Linked DNA regions of Homo sapiens: regions 1, 3, 4 and 5 are each linked to region 2. The links are chromatin loops, found by intact Hi-C in ENCODE. Cell type or tissue: heart right ventricle. All regions are shown on one strand.

What was found. Hi-C counts contacts between places; a loop is a spot of excess contacts. Peaks named below come from ENCODE experiments on the same cell type or tissue, not always from the same donor. Only the 100,000 strongest peaks of a DNase experiment are listed, where the experiment ranks them.
Region 1: it touches region 2 in a loop (3-fold over the local background); 11 of 110 quality-filtered maps call a loop at or near these places.
Region 3: it touches region 2 in a loop (2.1-fold over the local background); 4 of 110 quality-filtered maps call a loop at or near these places.
Region 4: a loop joins it to region 2, with 2.0 times the contacts of the local background. A loop is called at or near these places in 39 of 110 quality-filtered maps.
Region 5: a loop joins it to region 2, with 2.8 times the contacts of the local background. A loop is called at or near these places in 14 of 110 quality-filtered maps.

Annotation. Positions count from the first base shown.
Region 1 is chr2:160,672,779-160,677,778 of GRCh38, forward strand. No RefSeq gene overlaps it. Among named protein-coding and RNA genes, the nearest start is that of RBMS1, 180 kb to the left of the region's middle. In heart right ventricle, no CTCF peak of the experiment used is centred here; no DNase peak of the experiment used is centred here.
Region 2 is chr2:160,427,215-160,432,214 of GRCh38, forward strand. All of the region lies in intron 1 of RBMS1 (RNA binding motif single stranded interacting protein 1), which reads right to left. Among named protein-coding and RNA genes, the nearest start is that of MIR4785, 22 kb to the left of the region's middle. In heart right ventricle, a CTCF peak has its summit at 2,220 (motif pointing right); a DNase peak (open chromatin) is centred at 1,060; H3K4me3 peaks cover 915 bases; H3K27ac peaks cover 3,121 bases.
Region 3 is chr2:160,580,618-160,585,617 of GRCh38, forward strand. The region is part of intron 2 of LOC105373718 (a long non-coding RNA gene); the gene reads right to left. Among named protein-coding and RNA genes, the nearest start is that of RBMS1, 89 kb to the left of the region's middle. In heart right ventricle, no CTCF peak of the experiment used is centred here; a DNase peak (open chromatin) is centred at 2,376; H3K27ac peaks cover 2,896 bases.
Region 4 is chr2:160,481,967-160,486,966 of GRCh38, forward strand. The region is part of intron 1 of RBMS1 (RNA binding motif single stranded interacting protein 1); the gene reads right to left. Among named protein-coding and RNA genes, the nearest start is that of RBMS1, 9.3 kb to the right of the region's middle. In heart right ventricle, no CTCF peak of the experiment used is centred here; no DNase peak of the experiment used is centred here; H3K27ac peaks cover 2,429 bases.
Region 5 is chr2:160,662,971-160,667,970 of GRCh38, forward strand. No RefSeq gene overlaps it. Among named protein-coding and RNA genes, the nearest start is that of RBMS1, 170 kb to the left of the region's middle. In heart right ventricle, no CTCF peak of the experiment used is centred here; no DNase peak of the experiment used is centred here; H3K4me3 peaks cover 443 bases; H3K27ac peaks cover 1,889 bases.

The DNA.
Region 1 (5,000 bases), 250 kb after region 2:
AATTACATCATGACAAAAATCTCTTCATATAATTAAAAGTATTAATTACCTAGAGAACAAAAAGTGTGTTAGTTTCAGCTTTTTTTATATTTAGACTTTAAATAGGGTAGAAGCTTCTGGACATTGTATGTCAAGAGCTCTAAGTATACATTACATACACAGGTTTTAAGACACTAAAAGCTAGAACTAAAATGGATGTAAAAATGGATCTGTCAACCTCTAATATTCAAAGGTATAATATGAGATTTGAGAAGTTAAGCATGGAAGGCATGGGCCATTACAAAACATTTCAATTTTTCTGACATGACCTGCCTGATGAATTTTTACTTTCTGATGATTTTTGAGAGCTGTAAGTTTTCTTTTTAAATAATTCTCAGTTTTCCGTATAGAAAATCTGAAAGACCACAAAAGAAAAATATCATTAATAATTTCCTAAACAAAAGATACCTTTTATTTCCATACATATCCTTTTTTAAAATTAAAAAAGCATTTCCCATATAACAAAAAACTTTTTCTACAGCAATATTTACAAATATTTGATAACAATATATAAAAAAGTTGTAAAAGTAACATGTACAACAAACAAAATTTCAAACCATATGAGAGTTCAAAATATAAAATGATATTTGTCTCTGGAAAATATGACATGTATTTTTATGTCATTAAGTCTGTGTCATCCAAAGAAAATATTACTAAAACAAATTAGGAGGAGAAAGAGGGAAAGGGATAGTTTAATTTTCATTCTCTTCATCTCTCTCATTAGAGCATGATTATATATTTTTTACAAAGATAATTTAGATATTTAATCATATATTATGAATATTTTTCCCCTTGAAGATATTCTTGTTGGAGGCTGTGACTATTACAAGTTTTAGCTGTTGTTGTATAGACTTGCTGACTGCTGTCCATTTGAGATTGTATTGCATCTTTGGGTTTGTATCACTGTTTCTTGGATTTCATATCTTTTTGAAATTACCTTTTCAGTTTGCTGTATTATATCCTGAAGTATTTTCAGAGATAGTCTGTGGGTTGTGAAAAACTTTCTGATTATTTTCATGCCCAAAACTATATCTTTTCTGCACTCATATCTGGTTGATGTTTTGCCCAGTTATAGAATTATATATTCAAAATAGTTTTTTTTCTCAGTAGTATAAAGGCATTGCTCAACTGAAATATAGTATCTAATGCCCCTTATAAAAAGTCTGATACCATTCTGATTCTCAATCTTTTATACATAACTATTCTTTCTGGAACCTTGTAGAATCTTATCTTTATCATCAGAGTTCTGAAAAAATGCTGGATATGTTCAAGTAAGGACCTTAAAAAAATATTAACAGCATTATATCATGCCACCCAAAAAGTTAATGCTTTAAAACAATAGGAAGTTACTATTTCTTATTATTCTATTGGCCAGGAAATAGTGCTGAACTTGGCTGAGCAATTGCTTTGCTACATTGGGGTTAACTGCGATCACTCATTTAGCTATGTTCAGCTGACTGCTGGGATGGGCTGGAAGGACCAAGAAAGCTTCATTCATATCTTTGTTGCCTTGGTGCTCTTCCACATGGCCGCTTTCTCCAGATGGTGTTCTTTATTTGACTTTCTAACCTGAGCTTTCTTGCAGCATGACAGCTGGCTTCCCCAAAGAAGGCTAAGCAGAAGGTACAATGGTTCATCCTGCCTAGTCTCAGGAGCTACCCAGTGCCACTGCTGCCACATTCTGTTGGTAAAAGCAAGTCTCAGGAGAAGTGCAAGTTTAAGGGTAGGGGAAGTACAGTTTGATGAAAAGAGTGACAAAATCTCAGTGCAACAGTCATGTGGGATAAGAGATACTGTAACCATCTTTAGAAACACTCTACCAGATTTATTTAGTAAGAATTTTCAGTTCAAAAACATTATTCTTAGTTTTAGAAAATTCCCTTTTATTACCTTTTCTCCCTCTCTGTTATATTCTTTGTTTTATCATTTAGGATCTCCTGTTAGATGAGATCTAACTAACAGGGACATGATCTTCTCTGTCTTAACTTTTCTTCCTAGCTCTATTTTTTATCTTTTAGAGGATTTCTTTAGTTTTTTTCCTCAAAGTCTATTGAATTTCTTGTATTTTCAAAGACATTTTAAAATTTCCATGAACTCTTTGGTATTCTTTGATTGCATATTCTTCTTAGCAGTGTGTTCTTGTTTTCTGTAGGCAACTTGTTCTCTAATATTTTTAAAGTTGAAAGTTATTTTTTATTCCCTCAATTATCACTGTTTCTTTCGAGGTCATTGTTTTATTTCCTCATTATATTTATGAACAATGGACAAAAAGACAAGCTGTTTAACAGGGAGCATGTTTGAGTTTCCTCACAAGTGTCTAGTCTTGTTGAACCAACAAGTTTCTCCCATTCATTGAAAGCTGAGTGTGAATATGGTCACTAAAAAGCTTTACTTAAGGGAGTAAGATCTGAAAGCAAGCAGGCAAACAGACCAACTCTATCCTGTTTTATACCAATAAGGACAGCTTTGCTCTGAAGTGCTTCTGGCATACTGGTCAGTTTCTTTAGATATTAGTTCTTTGGTTTTATTGTGGAGGCAAACATTGTGGCCATCTTATAGAGGGTGGGATGGGGTTGGGAAGGGGCCAAGTAGTACAATTGCTCTGTAAATAATCCCTGACTAAATCATCTTGATTTCTGTCCCTCTTTTTAGCCCAGCTCACTCCAAGCTTAGAGCCTCTCTTTTACTTTGTTGCTGAGAAAATGGCTCCTACCCCTCTTGCAGCCTTTTCAGTATCCATTCTACATTCTCTCTTCCAGAAATTTATCAAAAGCCCTGGTTACCTGATACTTTCTCCTCTCCTTTGCAATACTGTTATCCACTTATTTTTTTTTTCAGCTTAAAGTAATAAAAATTTGTTGTGAATTCCTAGGTTAGTGGTTATCTCCTCTCAGCCTCAAGGGAGGGAACAACACTGCAAAAAATCACTGAGAAAGCTCACACTGTTCCAACAGCCCTGGCCAACACAGGAAGGAGGAAGGTAATTCCCCAGAAAAAGGGTTGGTCTTGTCTTTCTTAATCCAACAGGGGTTAGGAGGACAGGTGCAGGGGACCAGTCCACTTATCTTTTTGTACTTCTTCACTGTTCTTACTTTGAGATGTTTTCAGTTGGCCACATTGAAATGGAAGATTACAACATGATATTAACGGTTACTTGGTATTCCACTATATAAATGGACTACAACTGCTTAGATGAGCAGTTAGATTGTTTTCATTGTTTGGTTACTATTCTTGTAAATGTGTAAAAAGAAAAAATATGTTTTTCTTTTTTTTGAGACAGGGTCTCACTCTGTCACCCAGGCTCAAATGCAGTGGTGCCATCATAGCTCATCATAACCTCAAACTCTTGGGCTTAAGCCATCTTCCCACTTAGCTGGGACTACAGGTGTGTGCCACCATGCCTGGTTAATTTTTAAATTTTTTTTTTTTTGTAGAGATGGGGTCTCCCTATATTTCCCAGGCTGATCTTGAACTCGTGGCCTCAAGCGATCCTCCCTCTTTGGCCTCCCAAAGTGTTGGGATTACAGACGTGAGCCAGTAAGCCCAGCCAAATATGTTATTTTAAAGATAGTTAAGTCTTTATGGGCATAGCTGGAATAGGCTGGATGAGTTGATGAAACGGTTAAAATGTTCCTCATAAGAAATAAGATTTTTTTAAAGGGAGTAAATGGGTTTGGGAAAACAAGGTTAAAAGATCGAGGAGAATCAGCAATATAGCAATAAATTGAAGCCCAGGTAGAAGAGAAAGCCAGAAATAAGGGGGACTTTGTGAGGAGATGGGTGTCTATGATTAGTGTTAAGTTGTTGGCTGTGCTTTGCTCCCCTGTAACATCCTCTGTAGCCTCACATCTGCAGTAGAGTCTGCTATACACAGTCTTTGGGGAGAGAAGGGATTGGGCAGTGCTCAGAAACAAAAAGAAGATGCAGAAAAAAGACATTGGGGATGATAAATGCAGCAGTAATACATACTTGAACCCAGAAGGTACTAGCAGAATATAAACAAGGCCCACTCTGCCTACCCATATACATATAGTGTTTTATTTTATTTTTTGAGACATATTCTCACTGAGTTGCCCAGGCTGGTCTCAAATTCATGGGCTCAAGTGATCCTCCTGCTTCAGCCTTCCAAAGTGCTAGGATTACAGGCATGAGCCACTGCACACAGCCTGGAAGTCATTTTGGAACCCATTTTACATGAAACTTGAATGCTAATTCTTTATATCAAGTCTCTTCCACTCCATCTCAGTCTCTTTTTACCTAGGCTACACAGTGTCAGGTGAAGTCCTCTTCCTTTTAATCAGAAGTAGTTTCCAGAAGGCCTTAGGGGAGTGAGGATGGATTGCTTGAACTTACCCCCATTCTACTGTGTAAGGGCTAGGCATGCCCAAGTTGTCTTGAAGGGCTAGCTTGCCTCTCTCACAGTATCCTCTGTATCACTTAAGAGAACTTACTGTTGTGAAAGAAAGCCTAACTCACACTACCTTATAAATAAGAGAGGGAAATGATTCACTGACTTAAAGTCCTAGAGTAGGGTAGGCTTTAAGTTTGGCTTAGTCCTGTCTCCCTCTTTTATTGTTGTTACTCTTCAAGTGGCCAGAAAATGGCTATAGATTTTTTCCTGGCTTCCCATGCATACAAAAACAGCACCCAGAGCAGGGAGAAAGGATGTCTTCCAGGAATTTCTCTTAAGGGGACATTTTTCCCAGGGGCCCTCAGCAAACCTTCCCTCACTTCTCACTGGTAACATGTCCATTCTTTAACCAATCCTAGTTCTCAATGGATCCTGAACCAGTTAAGAGAGATGAGATCACGACGATTAAATGAAACTGGGAGAGGAGGGAGTTAGACAGCTTTAATGTCCAGTGTGTGCTCTTCATAGTAAGGGGTCTCCTCCTCCATCTCTGATGCCCATATGAAAGAATCTCACCAATTAAACACAATTTTCTTCATGTCCTCTCTCT
Region 2 (5,000 bases):
TTTCCTTCTTTAAAATAAAGAAGTATAATATTTAGGAAAGTAGAGGTCAATAATAACTATCTAAGAGATATTTTTTAAATCCATCATAGCTAAAACTGTACCTCCCATATATATACCTACAACTAATTTTATGAGGCCAGGAACAAAATTCTATTTAAATTGAGCTCACTGCAATAAATAAATGAGTGAATAGGTAAAGAGAACTGAGTCAAAAATAAATTTTACCTGAAAATCAAGAATGACACAATTAAAAAAATTGTTAAAGCCTAAATATATAAACATATATGTTTATCTGTATCTATATTTATGTCTATCTGATGGTATATATTAATACATAGAGATTTCATATAGATCCAATTCCACAAGGGAATTACATTTTTAAAATATCAAAGACTAAAATTCTTGAAAACTAAGACGGTTATCTGTATGAATAAGGAACACTTTTAGAATATTAATTCTTCAGTTAAAAACACTGACACTGATTAATGGTTTCTGTTGGGTATTATTTACAAGAAATCATCTCAGCAGGGTGCCTGTGTCCAGTTTCATAATCACATAGTACACTCACCCTACAGGATTATGTTCTAGGCAAGTTCGAATGTTAAGTTGAATTTCATTCTCTTCAGGAAGTGACTTTTACTCAAGATTGAATACAGCTGTTAGCACAGATCACTGTTCCAAAAACATTTCTATGAGAGCTGGAAGAAAACACCATTTTAAGAAATGCAAATTCACTTTCATTATTTCAAATCTGTGCAAGCAAAGCTGGAAGGGAATCTCTGGTCTCTGTTTGTTAGTTAAATTAGGTTATTATAAATATTTAAGAGAAAACATGCAGGATGGCTACGAGATGGCTATAAGACTTTCCATGTACTTCTGGAGCCTACATATTTTAATCACCAGTTTGTTTATAACAAATACAGTGGCTTGGTTTTTGTTTCAAAAATCAAAGTTATACTCAATTTCTCCTTAAATTTCACTCTCTAATACAACTTGGTTTTCTCTCTTTATATTCACAGAAATGTAGCCTGGCAAAAAACGTGGGGTGGCCTCAGCAGAGGAAATGCTGCCAGCTGAAAACACCGGATGTAATCGAGACCACAAGAGACACAGACTTAGTTATAAATGTCGAACTAAAAAGAGGTATTGGAAAGAAACAAAGTCTAACTTTTTATTGGCTGGATTAATTATTGTAGTGAAATCTTGCTATTTCATAGTTTAGTCCCAAACAAAACAGCATGTCGGGGAATTATTTTTATAATCCTAGGTTCCACTTTCTAGAGCTTTAAAAGAAGAAGAAGAAGAAGAAAAAAACTCTATGGATTCTTACCATCCCTGGCCATTTTCCTACTACTGTGGGTAGGAGAACAGAGGTTTTGGGTGTCAACCTACGAGACAGTACAGGATAGGTTGGATCGGCTTCCACAAATAGCTGGGAAAAGAGCATTTTTAAAGAATGTCTTTTAGCATCACAGAAATGTCCTTTTACTATATAAAGAACCAGAATAAATCTGTCTATAGATGGACCCGTAACAGACTAAGTTAATTAGTATTATTAATTCTCTTTGGCAATGGGGTGGGGATAAGAAAACTTAATTTACAAAGTCTGTAATAGCTGTTTTTCTATTCCCGCCCTTTGACATTGTGCTTCCTTTTGTATGGCGTAATGGTGATAACCATGTTCCTTCCCTATTGGCTATGAAAATCCAAATTTGAATTCAAGACAAGCATAACACTTTGGGATCCCTATGATCCTCCTAGTTTGGCTATTAGTGCTTTCCAAGCTGCACTTTTCAACAGTTATCTATTGCTTTCTATGTAAAGATTGTTTCAATTAAATACATTTGTCTGTTCAAAAAATAATTCTTCAGGCAAAAATTTAAAATTTAATTTACTTTTTAGCCAGGGAAAATGATATTTTAATTGTCAAAATATAATAGTTTTTATTTAAGACCCTGACTAAAGGGAGCAGTTAGCAGTTTTTGCACTTTAAAGTTAACAGGAAGTCTCCTTTCTTCCTTTTTTTTCATATAATATGATCAATGTTTCTTGGAAAGGTTAACATTTCTCATAAGAGATTAAAGGACCCACCATAACTCACACAGGAGAAAGTGGGCATCTTCTGATGGTAAGAACAGGTCATTTTTGAAACTATGTTGTTATACATGTCAGCCATCTTATTAAGTAAGCTCTTGGAAAAAATAAAAGAAAATCTTTTGCCACTAGAGGGAGTTCAAAATTCCCTTTGTATCAGTAAACACGTAAAGTGCATTTAACCTCTGAAACAATAAAAACTATGATTGTAGTACACTTTTTAAAAAATTAAACAATAAGACTAAATCAAGAATTAGGTTTTTGGGGAATATATCTTTTCCTTCAGTTAGAATAGCTATGGTGAATATATGCCATGGTTATTATGTACAGCACACATATGTTAAAGGTAACTTAATAATTTTAATATCTGGAAGCAGTACAATGAATAAGCATTCTTATTCATTGGGATTGTAATCTTTTACTCTTTCAAGCTGTATTTAATAATAACTGTGGTAGACATTTCCAGAAATACCTGCCCACAATCCCTCCCACTCTGCATGTGCTTTCCCAATGTGATTCTCTCCTCCAAAGTCCAGGACTGGAACCTGTTTCACCTCTCCTTGCCTAAGGGATGGCCCTGTGTGACAGTAGAATGCAGAAGTATGGCTGAGTGACTTTCAGATCTGGGCCTGAAGAGGCTTTCAGCCAATCACCCTGTAAAGAAATCTGGGCTAGTCTGCCTTCCAGTTAGAATCCACATGGAAAGAGAGGCTGTACAGAATGAGAAGCTACACAGAGGAGAATGGAGGCACTCCAGTCAACAGCCAGACAACTGTGAGGCATGTCAATGAGGCCATCTTGGACATTCAATCCCCAGCTGAGCTCCCAACTGCATGCAGCTGCCTGAGTGACCCAGCCAAAGTCAAATGGAGCAGAAGAGCCACCCAGCTGATCCCAGCCAACCCAGGAAAATGCAAAATTTTAAGTCATTTTTAAGTTTTAAGTCATTTTTAAGTCATTTTAAGTTTTAAGTTGGAGGTAATTTGTTACTCCATAATAGATAATTGAAACAATAATACTAGTAAATATGTTTGTATCATGGTCTATATTTTTTAAAAGCCCTTTTACATCCACTATTTCCTATAGCCATACCATGCAGTGGGAAACTAGATCAAAGGTTAAATATCCTGGCCAAGATCTTGGAGTGCTTAAAAACAAATACAAAGTTTAAGAGAGAGATGTTTCTCTTAAGTAAATGCTATATATCCCTATTTTTCTACTTTTTATCTTATGTAGTAGTGATTAACAAATAATCAAGTATTGGTTAACAACTACTTTCTCCCGTGCTTCTTTTCCATAAGAACTAGTTAATCTAAACAATTGTATTCATTTATTTTTCTATTAGTCCTACCAGTTCAAAAAGTAAAAATAGTATTTTGGGACCTGTGCCTCTTTATTTATGCACACCTCTAGCTGTGTTTTGATGTTTGAGAAATGTTAATTATTTGAAAGTTCTACACACAAAGCACTGACAGCTTCAAGTGGTAAGCTGAATTTTTAAATGTGAAATGACCCTTAATTCTTTCCTTGCTTATTCTCATTGTAGACAAGTTTTACAACTCTCCTATCTGCTTGACTTTCAGTTGCATGAAATAATGATGGGGCGCTTAGCACCAGGTCCTTTGCATTTTGGTTCCCCATCCCCCTTTCCCTCCTCCAGGGTTACCTGTGATATTGTATATGACTGATATGGACATGACGGTCCCAGCAAGAGAAAGACACTGGATTTTTCCCACTGATAGCTAAGTGTTCTTGCGGGGAGTTGTGTGTGGCAGGAGGAATGGTCTCAGAATCCAAGAATGGCCTGGGTTACCTAGGCAATAGTCTAATAAAATAGTCTAATAAAATTAGACTATTGCCTAGGTAACCCAGGCCATTCTTGGATTTATTAGTTTATTCTGAAAATCTGCTAGAAATCAGATTTTCAGAATAAACTAAGTGGTCCACATTCAAGACAGAATAAAATTCAAGTTTTGAAAGCTTTGGATCCAGACCGAATCAACCTACTAGCCAGATTCTTTTCTGAGGAAGCAAGCATCCCACTATCTTTTGGTACAAAGGTTCTCATTACCTGCAGAAGACATGCTACTTCCTCGTTTCCCACAGCAGTCACAATGCAAATGAGAACAATAAGTATAAATGTTAAGTTATAGAGGCTGGAAGCCAGGAATCTACTGGGAGGCTGTTAAGATAAATGTAGATTAAGCATCTTCTACTTGATACCTTCCAAAGTCTGTTTCATAATCTTAGGCTAAAGAACCAAATCTTTCACATGGCCCACATATCTCTGCAAGACTTGACTCATACTTATTTCTCCAGTACTATCTTGCACTATTGTCTTCCTCACCACTAAGAACCAGGTAATCTGGACTTTCAGTTCCTTATACTTGCAAGGCAACCAATCCAGCAGTATGTTTCACACATGCTATTCTCTATGCATGGAATGCTCCTTCTCTACCTCTTTGCCTAGTTAACTCCAACTTATTCTTCAAGGCTCGGCTTAAATTACTTATACCAGAAAATCTTCCCTCTTAATCCCCAGAATAGGCTGGGTCTTCCTGTTATATAACCCTCATATAGCATACTGTATATCTCCTTTTCTGGACTCACAAAGCTGCAATCTAAATTATTATTTAATGTCCATCCTTTCTGCCTCATTATAAAAGCTCTTTGAGAAACGGGGTTGTGCCTGTTTTGCTCATTGTTTTATCACCAGTGTTTTGTATAGTACAGAATAGGTATTCAATACTATTTATTGAACATGAATCTATTATATTTAAAGAATTTAAAAATGTATGTCTACATATAAACTTGCATATGTTACATTATATTATATGTACTTCTGAAGATACAAAGAAGAATCTGACAGTTTCAGTAAGAAAAAGACATGCACAAATGACCAAGTG
Region 3 (5,000 bases), 150 kb after region 2:
ATTCCTTTTTTGCATCAGCCATTTTATGCTATCACTGATCTTGTGGCTCACTTCCTTACCTGGAAGCTTTCTAATACCTTTGCCATAGACCTTCCCACGATGTCTACTAGTACTCACCCTATTCTGTGCTCACCCTAATTAGGCAAGGACTGGCATTATCTTATGTTTCTTGGAATTTCCTTGGAACAATGCAGTCTCTAGTACATTTCCATCATTCCCAAGGGAAGAGGTTTTAGACAAAGTGTTTTTGGTTGCAATGACTGAAACCCAAGATGAATGATCTTAAGCATAAAATAATGAATTAGCTCTGATTTTAAGATACTGAAGACTCACAGAAGTGAGCTCACAGAAAATGCTCAAGAAGATATAGTGGCTCACAGAAGAGCTTTAAGTGCTGGAGCCTTAGGGATAAGAACCGTGGACTCATTTCTTGTCTCTTGCCTCCGCTGAGCCTCATTTTGCAGCGTGGCCCTCTCTACCCTCTCCATGTGGCAGAGAAGATGGCCATCATTAGCTCCAGAGCTGCACCAACCCATTGTATCCAAACCTACATCTAGCATCTGAGTATCATTCTCAGGGAAAGATTCTGACTCACATGGCTTGTGGGGAGATGACGTCTTGTGACTGGCCTGACCCAGCCCATGTGAGCCTCCCCCTGTGATTTAGTGGTAAAGCTCTGTCTCTAGCTTCACAGGGGCAAGCATAGGAGCTCCTCAAAGGAAAGAGGGCTGTGTTTCAAAGGGGATGGAAAATCATGCTATGTGACAAAATCCCTGGCTGCCACAGCCTGATGTAGTAGGGAGATCCTCCAATATAACAGCCTCCAACGGAGTGTCTAAATAATTCCCTCCAACTATTCAGTTTCCGTTTATGTGATATGATTTAAGGGTATCATTGAGGTTGAATGTGAGCTGTGGAATACAAGTCAGTAAGAAAATTATAGCCCAAGCCATGTGGGACATCATGACCATGTAAACCAACAAGTTAAAAATCACTGGTAGCGGGAGCTAGGGCAAGAATGAGCCAGAGGAGGGCCCTGGTGAGCCCCAAGTAAGATTACTATTCAGGATGACACAGACAGCTCATATAGAGAACGATTGCCTTGAGTGTGCACCAGGGCTCAACGGAAAACCTCAGAAAGCCACTTGAATAGAAAATCGAAGGGGTCCCAATATGTGGACAGGGGTACTTTTCATCCTGCTGAGGAATCAGCAAAAAGAGCCAGTCAATTCTTTGCTCCAATACTGATTTTTTAAAAAAAGTTTAAAAAATGGAAAAATAATAATTAGAGATATTCATGGGATACACAGTGATGTTTCAACACACAGAATGTATAGTGATCAGATCAGAATAATTACCACATCCATCATCCCAAATGTTTACCATTTATTTGTGTTGGGAACATCTAATATCCTGCTTCTAGCTATTTGAGAGTATATAATATATTAATGTTAACTACAGTCATCCTACAGTGGTATAGAACACTGGAAATTATTCCTCATCCAGCTCCAAGACTAGTTTGTGCTACAAGGGTCTGGAGATAATTTAAGAAGGGGAGTGGAGTGGGGAAGGGGAAGGGAAAAGATGCATTTATGAAATACGTCACTAATCTAAATTTGTGGAGAGAGTTCTGGGATTTTCTCATAGGACCAGAACTCAAAAGCCTCCATCTGGGTAAAATCAAGATAAAATGTTTGCTGACTCCTTATACCCTAAGGGGTGAGATGCTCTTACTAAGAGCTTCTGAAAGCTTCTTTTCAAGCAAGCCCCTGTCATAAGAAAGACAATAGGATGTTTACAGTTTTCTTTCTTTCTTTTTTTTTTTGATAAATTCTGGCTGATGGTAATTCAGAACCATGCGTAACAATGTTTAGTTTTCTATGCAGACAGTGCAATGCTTGGACATGTCATGAACTTTGCAAAGAAAAAGAATATGCCTTGTAAAAAATTTAGTACCCAAATTTTGGGACCCAGAAAATTGAAATCTGTGAAGAATGCACATCTAAATCTTTAACATAGTGCCTCGGGGTTGGGGATGGGGGGGTAGCAGGAGGGAGGGGGATGTAATTCAAATACCAGCCTGGAGGAATCATTTCCATTATGCTGTAAGAAATGTAAGAAGTTATTATAATGAGGTCAGTTCTGGTCCTTATGTTATTAGCCGACCAGTGAGGACAGAGACAAGGTAGAACAGAAATTAATTAGTATTATGGGGGCTTTATAATCCAAGGTATTCAGAAATTTAGCAAAACTAGGTCTGTGTTCTTAAAAAAAAAAAGGATTATAGAGAGACCTTATTAAAGCACAGAAGGCTCAGCTATTTAAGATGGTGACATACATAGAGGCAGGAATGTGCAGAGAGAAGCTGAAAGGCAGCCAGGCCCTGAAGGAATTTCAGTGGAATTTCTTCACCGGAGGAGTAGTTAATAAATAGAGCAGATTTCTAAGGGCAGAAACTAGAGCAGTTACTACAAATAGTTTTATTTTTCCTCCTCCTTCTTCTTCTTCTTTAAAGAAGGGAGTGATAGGAAGTTGGAGAGGAAAATGTTGAAACAAAGAAAAACAAGCTTCTTACTAGCTCTCTAGGCCATCTCCCATGCAAAAATGTCTGTTCCCAGACATTCAGAATGTTGTATCATTTAGTAATCATAAAACATACTGTAGAGTTGACCTTGGGTGTTAGTTTTAGATTAATACTAGATATCATTAGGAACTGCATGTAATATAATACTTTTCAAGAGTCTGAAATACCATTTGTTTTGTCTTGCTGCCAACATTTCTGCTATTTTCCATTGCACAGGACAGAAATGAGGGCTTGAAAATCCTTTTGTGCTCTGCAGTCGTCCCCTCCTCCTGCCTTTGATGCAGGTCTTCCTCATAGTCTGATACACAAAGCCTTTTCTGGGACAGTGTTAATATACTAGATGTTTACAGATCTGAGGTTCTGAGTTATTTCTGCTTCCCCTTGATCAGGTAGGTTGGCTAACTCATTGTGCACATGCGTTTTTATTCTTCGTACTGTAAAATGATGACATAAAGAGAATGGGTGTAAATGTGTATATCTTTCCACCAACATATCTACAGTTTTATCAATATGCAGATTTTCTCTCACCTTGCCAGTCAAAAAATATTTGACCAGTAATCAGCTTGGCAAAAACTGTTAACTTTGAAATTTGCCAGTTGATTCCTGGGGCTGGAACTATTATCTGTTGTTCCTGTTACTATTTCTCTATTTGTGTCTCTCTCTGTCACTACCCATGAAAGTAAAAAGAATATTTACCCAAAGCCTTGCGATCTCACAAAAGAAGGGTTCGGTCAGGGCAACAGCTCAGGCAGCCCCAGTGAATAGCTCAGCTGACAGGCGTGTGGCGTGACTGGACTCACTGCACAGCAGCATTTCTCAGACCATGGGCTGTGTGGTCACCTGGGGTGTTTGTAGAGATGCAGATTCCTAGGCTCCACACCAGACCTACTGAAACAGCATTCCTGGGCTTGGGGCCTGTGAGTCTGCATTTAATTATGTCGCCCACGTGACTCTGAGATACATGGGCCTAGAGGAATGGAATGTGTACTTTGAAGGGGAAGACATGATGGGGGCTAAGAAGGCAACTGTAATGGATATTTGCTTTCATTTCAGCCCAAACCTCACAGGGAAGAGCAATAGCACAGGTTACAGTGTGCCCCAAGCAGCAGCCATTTGGAGGTGCCAGGCAAGCAGGGCACATGTGGTACTGCAGGGTCTGTGCAGGAGTGAACTGGGGCCAAGTGATCAGCAAGCATTCAGGGAGTGTATTAGAAAGTATCAAGCCGTAAGCAGAACGCTTTGATATCCTGTGTGTGTGAGAGATCATTGATTGCAAATCTAGTGGGCTCAAGCACAAAGCATTTCACTAAAAGGCTAGGGAGGCCTTTGAAGATTAAGGAAGGCTGAAAGGTGAGCTAGAAAGACAGGATAGTAGATCTGTTGTTAGAGGAGGGCATGGTACCTTGATCAACAACCCCCTAGTCTGTATCCAATGAGAGAGAGGGATTCCCTTAAAGGAACTCATGGTGCATTTTCTCAAAGTAAGGACATGGAATGGAGTGGATGTGAAACAGTCAAGACAATTGGCCCCTTGACCAAAAAAACAAGCAAACCAGTGAAAGCCAATCTCACTATGCAAAAAGCCATCTATCAGCTATCAGGGATGTCCAATAAGCAGAATGAGATGGTCAAAGGGCCAGAGAAGAATCAGGAATTTCACAGGAAGAGAGACAGGGACAGAGTTAGCAGGAAGGCAGGTACTCAGCAAGGGCAGGCCTGCAATAATGCTGTTTTGCTTATGAACGTTCAGAGGGCTGGCCTCTGCTTCTTTGCCCCTGGACTCCTCCCAGTCCAGTCTGCAATAGTCTCTACTTTGCAAACCCTCTCCAGGCAGGGTGCCCTCTGCTCTGCATCTTGAGTGCTTCATCTCTCCTTGGATGACCTATGGGATACTGCTCAATCTCTTCCTTGCCTTTTTTCCCACTGGAATTTCCCTCATTCCATGTTTCCATGGGAATTGTTAAGTTGCCAGGGGCCTCTACTCTCTTGCCTATTTCCCTCCATGTCACTCTCACTTAGGGGACCCTGTGGCTTAGAACAGCCATGCCAGCACCATGGTTGGTTAAATAGGCCTTTGTGGTTTGGCCTGGGAACCATACCACTATTTATCATGATTTTTTTCTATGAGGAAATTCTTTGAGTTCCAAACACCCCATTGACTGATGACCTTTCTGAACACAACTGTCCCATCTGGGATCAGCAATGGGGTGAGATCACTAGGAATTGTCAGAGCCAAGCTGGGAACAGCAAAACCAGGGCCAGGGCAGGCTAGGGTCAGAAGCAAGGCATAGGGAGGCATTTGTGAAGGGAATAGCAGGATCGGGGCGGTCAGGGGTTAGTTAGGGAGTTCATAGCAGGAAGGGGTCCAACTCAAGCACAGATGTGAATGTGTAGGTTTATGGATGAATCTAGAATC
Region 4 (5,000 bases), 55 kb after region 2:
CTTAGGAGTAAGTGCATATGTTGAACACATGATATGAACAAGACAATTACAGTAATTGTATTCAAAATAGTCTTAAATTGAAATAATCCAAATGCTCATTAATAATATAATGGATACATAAATTTTGATACAATATATCCTGTAATCCAATACACATAGCATTAAAAAAAGAACCAACTGCACACATAACAACATCAATGACTCAAACCAAAATAATAAGGAGCTAAGGAGGCCAGACAGAAAAGGATACATACAATATGGTTTCATCTTTATGATGTACAAGAATGGATACAACCAACCAACAAAGATAGAAGTCACACTAGTAGTTACCTTTAGTGGGTACAAGTGAGGATGCTGTCTGGTTCTGGAAATGTTATATCATCACCTGAGTGGTTATTACATGAGTATATCAACCTACAGATTTAAAATTTGTGCACTATATAAGTTTTAAATAAACAAATAAAATTATTCCACTGCACTTTGTGATGATGCACACTATGTTTTAATTACATATCACACCTTCCAGGGCCTAATACCATGCCTGGACAGTAAGTATTTACTGAATTTAATTAAACTGACCAGGTATTTCCATTTGTATCAACTTAACTAGATGATTTTTAGAATAATATGTCTGATTTGCTAATAGAAGAACTATGGCTGTGCACTTCCTGAAGACTCCTTTAAAATTCCCAGTGCATTCACTTATATTTAAAATATCTGGCTTCTTTTTCCCCAAAAAAGGGAGCTAGGAGGATTTGCATACTGAAAAACAAACAAAAATGACCCATTTGCAGGATTTAACAAGATTCAAATCAAAGAAGCAAAGGAAGAGGAAACAAAGAAAGGTGCTGTTGTGGCGCCCTAGAAAGCAGATGCTCATTAGGGCTCAGGCACAGATTACTATCACAATGTACTTATCTCAACATGCTATCGTCAGACCACACAGTCAAATCAAATTTTGAAGGCTCAAAGGATGTGTACTGAAGAACATCCTGTACTGCTGAAACATGTATTTGAATTTTGTGACAGAGACAGAGAGAGGTAGAAAAGAACACCAGATATCACCCACTGTCATTTTAAATCCTATTTGTAGGTTAAAAAATAATCTCTCTTAAAAAAAAAAAAAAGCAAACAAAATCAAGGTTAAAGATTTCTTCTGCTAAACTTAAAGTCTGATAAACAATTACCAAATAAGAAACACATCTTTTTTTAGGTTTTTGCCAATTGAAAAAACACAACTTTTTTGTGATTATTTTTTAGGTAAAGAATAATTAGTATTCAAAAAGTAGAAAAAATGGTTATAAGTAATTTTCAATTTTAGTATGGGTTAAGAAAAAAATGTAAACTGCTTGCTATTTGACTTTATCACATTTAAGTTTCAATCTCATTAGGAGTATACATTTATCATAAAAATACTTCCTATTATGCTAATTAAGTACTTTTGTTCAAAGTATTACATCATGTCTATGGTTCCATAGCACACTTATACGTTACCAAATAAAATTTTATTTAAAATTTCCATATAAAATTGGATAAAGAATCAGAAGAGAAAACCCAAATCAGGGGCAATTGTTAGCAAATACTTAATCATAATCTACAGCATTAAGAGGTAGTAAAGATTTTTTAGCCAAATTTTGTCAGACCCACTTGGTCCCTGATTCCGGCAGATGGAGTGGGAGTAGCTTATACGATGGTCACACTGGTGCATCTACCACTATCACACACACCTGTTAGTGGACAGAAGTCAGTCCAGAGTGGCTTAACTCTAAGAGTACAAGAAGCAAATTGGAGAACAGGAGTGAAGAAGAGAGAAAGTAAACACACTTTGAAACTGTTCAGACCCTTGCTGGATAGGGGTATGGACCTCATGCCACCCAAGCCCACTCTGCAGGACACTGGCTTTTGTGCAGCTCTTCATCACAGAGTCTGTTGAGCTACAACCCAGAAAAAAAACATGAAGGGATCTCTGGTCTGTCTGATTCATCCTCTTAAGCATAGATTTGTTCAGTATTTGTCTTCCTTCCAGGATAAAATTCTTTTTTTTTTTTTTTTTTAAGAGACGGTGTCTCACTATGTTGCCCAGGCTGGTCTGGAACTCTTGGCTTCAAGCAATCCTCCCCCATCGGCCTCCCAAAGTGTTGGAATTATAGGCATAGCCACTGCTCCCCACCCTGGGTAAGATTCTTAACCTGTGCTCCACAGGCTGATTCTAGGTAAACATTTGAGGCTAATAAAAATGTACGCCATAGGCCGGCGCGGTGGCTCATGCCTGTAATCCCAGCACTTTGGGAGGCCGAGGCGGGCAGATTACGAGGTCAGCAGATCGAGACCATCCTGGCTAACACGGTGAAACCCCGCCTCTACTAAAAATCCAAAAAATTAGCCGGACGTGGTGGCGGGCGCCTGTAGTCCCAGCTACTCGGGATGCTGAGGCAGGAGAATGGCGTGAACCCGGGAGGCGGAGCTTGCAGTGAGCCGAGATCGCGCCACTGCACTCCAGCCTGGGCGACAGAGCGAGCGAGACTCCGTCACAACAACAACAACAACAAAAAAATGTACGCCATCATCGGATTCTCAAGGAGGTCTAGGGTCTGGGGATTCCCTAAAAAGTTACGAAGCATTGGCCGGGCGCGGTGGCTCACGCCTGTAATCCCAGCACTTTGGGAGGCCCGGGGCGGGCGGATCACGAGGTCAGGAGATCGAGACCATCCTGGCTAACATGGTGAAACCCCGCCTCTACTGAAAATACAAAAAATTAGCCGGGCATGGTGGCGGGCGCCTGTAGTCCCAGCTACTCAGGAGGCTGAGGCAGGAGAATGGCGTGAACCCGGGAGGCGGAGCTTGCAGTAAGCTGAGATTGTGCCACTGCACCCCAGCCTGGGCGACAGAGCAAGACTCCGTCTCAAAAAAAAAAAAAAATTTACGAAGCATCAACGAACCAGGAAAAGGTAAAAAGAGAATTGGAAGAGATAGACAGAATTTTTACTTTGTCTTTTTGTTTCCTTCTGGTTGCCAGCCTCAAGAGATGTTTGCTTGATTCAGGGCTGAAGGAGAGTAAAGAAAAGCTGTGAGGCTGTAGTAATCTAGTAGTGGTAAGCTCAGCATGAGAAGCAGTACTAGGAACCCTCGGCTCTTAAAAGGAAAAGATTTTATTTTAATTAGGGGGAAAAGGGAACGAGTTTATCTCTGAGGCCAGCACAAGAAAACAGGTGAGTGGGTCTAGAAGTGAAGAGGGCTCTCAGGGGACCCCCAGAGGAAGCTCCAGCACAAACTCCCTGATCCCTGTGACTTCACAAGCTGCACCTCCCATCTTCTTGAAACCCCTCCCCTGCCATAAAAGGGCAAAGCCTTGTTGAAAGATTGTAGAAGAACCCTGTCTTCCCACTCACCCAAAGAAAGCAAAGACGAGTTCCTGGAAATCTAACTCTGAAAACTCACCCCTCTCTCCAAGAAACATCTGATGTGGTGATTTGGTTCAATGGCAGTGTTAGTAGAGAACTATACGTGAATTATAAAGTGGGTTACTTTTACAGACTCTTACAGGTTCGCTGGGGACCATATCATTAAGGATAACTATTTATTTATGAAATGAATTTCAAGTTTTAAATAACCAAATGACAAGCGAACTGTTTGGAATAAAATTGTTGGAAATGCAACTCACTTATAAGTTAAGGTATACCCAATTTTTGAACAAATCACATAGAGCATGAGAAAAACATCATCTAGTAGCCAGTTCTCTGATAGGTAATTCTTTCTGTGTTTATTGTTTTTTAAATAGAAGTATACAAATGATCATATGGAATGAAACCTAAAAAGAGGCTGAGATTAGGCACCTTTTTAAAAGAATGTCATTTTAGAAACAATGAAATTAATCAGAGCTGTACTTTGTAGGAGGCAAAGAGAGTCGTGGGAGTATTTCAGCTAGTGACTTGAAAATACATTTTTCTGGCAAATTTTTCTTTTTATAAATGTCTGCATTTGTCAAAAACCTGTTGGATGATGAAACGAAATTGTTGTTGAGAAGACAAAGGTAAAGTTGACGATATTACAAATATCAATATAATTTACTTTTCCTAATGACTAAATATTTTATCTGAGACCTTATTATATAAACTGTGAAAGTATTTCATTGTAATTCTACTGGTAAGGGAGGGTTTAGGGGTTCTCCAATTCAAATATACTCCCAATTGCAACTCAAAATCATCATGTTTAAAAAGTATTTAACAGGGGAAATAGTATAGTATTATTTGAGGATAATATAAATGTAAGCTCATAATATAAAATTCTGTTTTCGCAATTTGATTCCCTGTCCTCCACCCCCCACCCCCAGTCCAAGAAACTCAAGTTCGGAGCATGGCATTCTATGATGTATCCATCCAATTCTGCCATTCTAAGTATTCAGTTTTTCAACTTGTAGAAGAAACACCTCTAGTATTGTGTGAAATGGGTCTGGGAAGATGATGCATTTTTCCTTCAGGACCAGTGAAAATATTTATGACATCTATGAAATGATCTCATTTTGTTGCACAAAACCTTTCCCTGAAATCACTGTTTATCTGGGACCCAGCAGCCCAACTGCATAGCGCATGTTGTTCAATGGGCAGCCTGAGGAATGGATTCCAGGGCCCATATTGAGGCCAAGTAGAGGACAACAGGACTCCTGAAGCACTTGGATCCAGTTGCAGAGGTGAATATCTTATTTTGAAAGAATTAAAGCTGGCTGATGACCAGATAAAGAGATATCCACTAAAGATCAGGAATAATTTTTTAACATCTTATTTTCTGAAGAAATGCCAGCCCACATTAGACACATTATAAATGTGTAGATTGCAGGCAAGCAATGATCTAATTAGCAGCATTACAAACCCCAAACTTATTTCCTCCCCTTTGCCGGAAGCAAAGCTAATCAGTTAGGAGAAATAAACATCATTCCAAATGGCTCAAAACAATCAAAGTTATATTTCTGTATAACCACTATGCCATCATTTAAGGAGTACATT
Region 5 (5,000 bases), 240 kb after region 2:
GAGATGTGACCAGCTGCACATGTTTTGCCCTAAAAGCTTGCTATAGAAAAGATATTTTCCAAAGGGCAGGTGTGGGTATCCACTGTCTCACAGCCACCTGAGACATCGTTTCTGCTTATAAGTCCCTATTAAATATTTATTTTTAAGAAACTGGATTTGTTAGCCTCTTTATTTGGCCTCTCAGCATCCTTAGGCTTTAGGGGGCAGGTTTGCATAGAACTGTCCATGTGGAATGCTTATACTCAATTATTCATGATGGTTTTATTCATAATAGGCCCAAACTGAAAATAACCAATATGTCTATTAACTGGTAAGTGGATAAACAAATTTTAATTTATCCCTACAATGCAGTACTATGCTACAACAGAGAAGAATGAAAGATTGGTACACACATCAGCACAGATGATGCTCAAAAACATTTTATTAATAGGAGGAGCCATACAGAAAAGAGTGCCTACTGTATAATTCCTCATGAAGTACTATAAAAGGCAAAACCATGGTGGCTAAAAGCAAATTAATGGTTGTCAGAGGCTTGGGATGGGGTTAGGGAATTTGCTGTAAAGGGGCATGAAGGATTTTGGGTGTGATGTTCTATACATGTTCTATATAATGTTTGTGGTTGTGATTACATTAATACCGTCATATATGTTTGTCGAAACTCAAAACATTATATACTTAAAACAAATTTTATTATATAAATTATACTGCAACAAAGGTAATTGTTAAAAACTACCCTTAATCGATTTTTCACCTATTAAACTGACAAAACCCCAAAAGTTTGAATAATGCACTGTGTTAGTCCCACTTTGGAGAAATGGGCACTCTTAGACATCATCTTTGTGGGAGGAAAATAGTTCATTCTATTATAAATAGCTATTTGATAGTATCTGTCAAAATTACAAAATCATATACTCTTAGACCCAGCAATTCTATTATTGGAGACTATCCTAGTCAATTGAAAAATGGGAGACTATATACATTCTACATTATGAGTTAAAATTCTAAAAACTGAATAACAGGTTTTAAAAAATGAGAATTGATAAAGTATATATGATACAAATACAATTGCAGGAAGAAATATCTCTGAGAAGAAGAAAATGTTTCTAAGGAGAAAAGAAAGAACATGGATGCTAAATAAGGATTTGGATAGAAGTTAATTATGATACAAATTGATTAGACATTTAATTAATGTTCTTAAATCTTTCAGACATGCATGAAAGATGAACAAATGTCTGTAAAAAGTTATGAAAATCTTGAAAACACACTCATTAAGATGTATATTCCACTCTGTACAACTTAGTAGCTATAGATGCCAGTATTAAGATAATTACCATCTTTATTCAAGAAATAATTATAGAAAAGCTATTGCAACTATATCATTGTGACTACAGTATACATGAACAAGACTTCTTCTGTTTAGAGGGCTAAGAATTCTTGAAGAGCACAAGACCCAAACTCATGAAGTCTTTGATAAACACAAGCTGAAATATGGCAGAAAGTGCCTATATGATCAGGAAAGGCTTCTGGGAGGAGGTGGTCAGTGAGGTGAGCCACGAAAGTGGGTAGGGGTAAAATGGGAAGGGTCATTTTTTCTAGAAGGGGGGGGCATCATTTGGGTGGTGGGAAGGCTCAAGGACAAGGAGTGAAACAGTGCAGAAAGAGAAGGACTTCAGGTGGGAGATGAGGAAAATAAGAATGTAAGAGGAGGTACCCTCCTGGAGAACCTGAACACTACACTGCCATGTCTGCACTTACAGGCACAGGATGTCACTGGAAGCTTTGAGCAGGGGTCAGCCATGACAGCGGAGTTTAAAATACAGCATATCTGGCTGCAGTGAGCAGGATGGGTTGCAGCACTGAGAGATTGCAGGCAGAGACTGATTAGGGAAGTGTTGGAATACATTAGGCATTAAGTGATAATAACCAAGGTTCTGGTCAAGGGTGTGGCTATGAGATCAGAAAAGAAGGCTTGGATATAGAATAGATTACTTTACAAGAGCCAACAAGCTTGGCGACTAATCCTGTGTGTAGGAGAAAGAAAGGAAAGGGAAGAATCAAAGACAGCTTCTTGGTTTGAGACTGTCTTGTGGAGAGAATGATTGTACCATTGACAGAGATAAAGAAGTCAGGAAGAGATGCTGGTTTAGAGGAGGAAAATGGGGAGTGTGATTTTTAAAATATTATGTTGGAGTGGAATATTGGATATCAGTAAAAATATTCAGAAGGTAATTAGGGAGAGAGGTCAGACTTGGATAATTTAAATATGGAAGTCAACAGAGGACTGAAGGATAAAGAGAATTAACATAGTTTGGTTAAGGGGGAAACTGATGAAGAAGAGTATTACAAACAAGGAGTGTCCCCAGTAAGGACTAACAGAGTTAGGGAGGCCTAAGGGAATCAGGGCTGGAAAGTCCACTAGGGCGGGCGATTAAGAGGTCAACAGTTCCGGTAAAGTGGGCAGTTGAGAATAGGTTTCTGGGGTGTGGGAGAAGAGGCTGTAACCCATTAGAGGTAGATGGTAATGACTATTTGCTTAAAGAGGTATCAAGAAGAACAGGGAGAAAAAATATAGGCAGAGTAGTACCAAATGGCCATATGTTTTGGGACGTAAAAGCAAAGAAACTGGAGGAGAACTACACACACACACACACACACACACACACACACATATACACATATATATGTATGTATGTATATATTAAGTATCAGGATTCTTAATATAGACATCTATATCAATAATAATTTTAAAAGTTTGAATGAATATTGACATTTTTATCAGTGGATATATTTAAAAGAAAGCCAGTCTTCAAATAAAAATGAAGAAGCATGTGTTTCTTGCCACTCAAGAACAGAGGTCCCGATCTAGTACCCTATAGGATGAATCTGGCTCACAGGTAAAATATTAAATACATTATGCAAAGCACAGCATTTTAAACTTTTTGACTGAATGCCATAGTCCCCATCACTCCCTGTTGTCCCATAGTCAGCCTGCATCACTAGTTTGTCACCAGCCAAGCTCAGACGGCTTCTGTGTGTGTAGCCCCTGCTGTAAGTCTTTCTAATGGTAAATCTTAAAAAAAAAAGGAAAACGTGAAAATAACTCAATAATTCCAGGCAAAATATCCTGAGTTTGTCTGAGTATATTATACTTTTTTCTTAGCAAATTGGGTCCAGTGAATGTTATTTGTAGTTGTTGTTGTCTTCTGAATTATCTCAATGGGTATTGCTCCCCCTCCCCAGGCCCTCTTAGAGGACTGATTGTGGTTTGAGTGCTCTCACCCTTGCATTTGCTATGTGCTCCTGTTTGCTTGAGTGTTTCTTTTATCCAGTTCTGTTTAATTACCATGCAAAACCCTCTGTTGAGCTTTTAATTAGCAAGTTATCTCCGTCTGAAGACTGGAAACCCTGGGCTCTTTCAGCATATATTAGACAGCTAAAATATGAAATTAAAGAAAACAGAGTTTTAGCCAACAGAAACAAGTGACTCATTTCCTTGTGAAAACACACAAGGTTTATGTTACTCTGGCAACGATATTCCAGAATAGCATCTCTCCCCTCCCCTGTCAGAGCTTTTATGTGTTTCTGTTACAGTCTGTGTTCCACAGTGACCTAATGTTGAACCAAGTCACTTAGTGATTCATCAGACACAAGAGAACTGTGCTTTCATTTAGATAGCTCGTCCTATGTCCTTTTGACCAAAGGAAGAAAAGTTTACTTTGTATGAAGAGAGGAACTGTAAAAGAGATATAAAGAACTCTTGACTGAGTGCTGTCTTAGGATGTAAGTGTGGTCCTGCTGTTACTTTAAAAACACCACAACTGGTTCCAGTGTGTTAGAATTCTAAGAGCCTATTTTTCTAGACAGCTGATTAAATCATAATGTGCAACCTGTATATGTACCACGTAGGGAAATGAAAATTCAGAGACCCATTGCAGAAGACTCCAGATGTTTCTTGGGACTCACATCGTGGGAGGGAATATCACAGTGCTTAGGGTCAAAATTTTAACCCAAACCACTACAACTCTCCAAAGCAAAAATGTGTAGAGCAAAAACAGTTGAACTAACTCTCTCTTCTAGGTTTTAAATTCTCTGAGGTACTTAAAAGGAAGTGAGGAGAACCTTCAATTTATTAAGCTCTTGCTGCTGATGTTATTTAAAAATTATGGTCTGAATGGAATGATGGTTTCAGGATTTTAAGTTTAGATACTCTCTGTGAACAGCTTTATACTTTCATTGAAAGGGCAGTAAATTTTGTAGCCATTAGAATGCAACGAACTAAAAATTATGGGTGTATGAAGATTTTTAGTTTCTCTCTCATACTTACCACCTGTCTGCAAAAGAGAATTTCAGGTTTGTTCAGTCATTGTTTTTTCTCTTTCAAAAAGTGTCTTTCCATTTCTCCTGACTTTGAAGAGAAAGAATAGAATAACAGGCAGAGAGATTCATTGGAATAGTAGGAGGATGAGGGAGAATGATTTAGTGTCAATATACATTTTATTTCCCATTTATATATAATGTCAATTTGTATAATGAGGGGCTAGAAGAAGAAAAGTAAGTGGAAAAATAATAGAAAAAGTCATGTAGGTTGAAGGTAGAGGAGATTTTTTGGAGATTTGAGAAAGGTCCAGGAACAGACATTATATATGATAGTGTTGGGTGGAGGGGAGAAAAAAGAGGATTTTAAGAATTGCTGAAACTCATGTGTCTTCATCATAGTGTTCAGTACATACAAGAAAAGGGCTTCATTTATTTTGAAATTAAATTTGTTTGCAAGGACTGTATACTTTTAGCCATAATACTGCTCTGAGACTGAACCACGTGGATTATGGTATTATAAACCACAAAAAGTATTATTATTTGAAAATTGCTTGACAAAATTCTGAAATTATTCCTAATAGAAAAATAATCTCAAATTGGGAAATGTTGAGTGGAAATTCCTTTTTTTATTTTTCTTCTTAATTTTTCTGTGTGTGATACCCAAGTATTAAGACAGAAAGCAA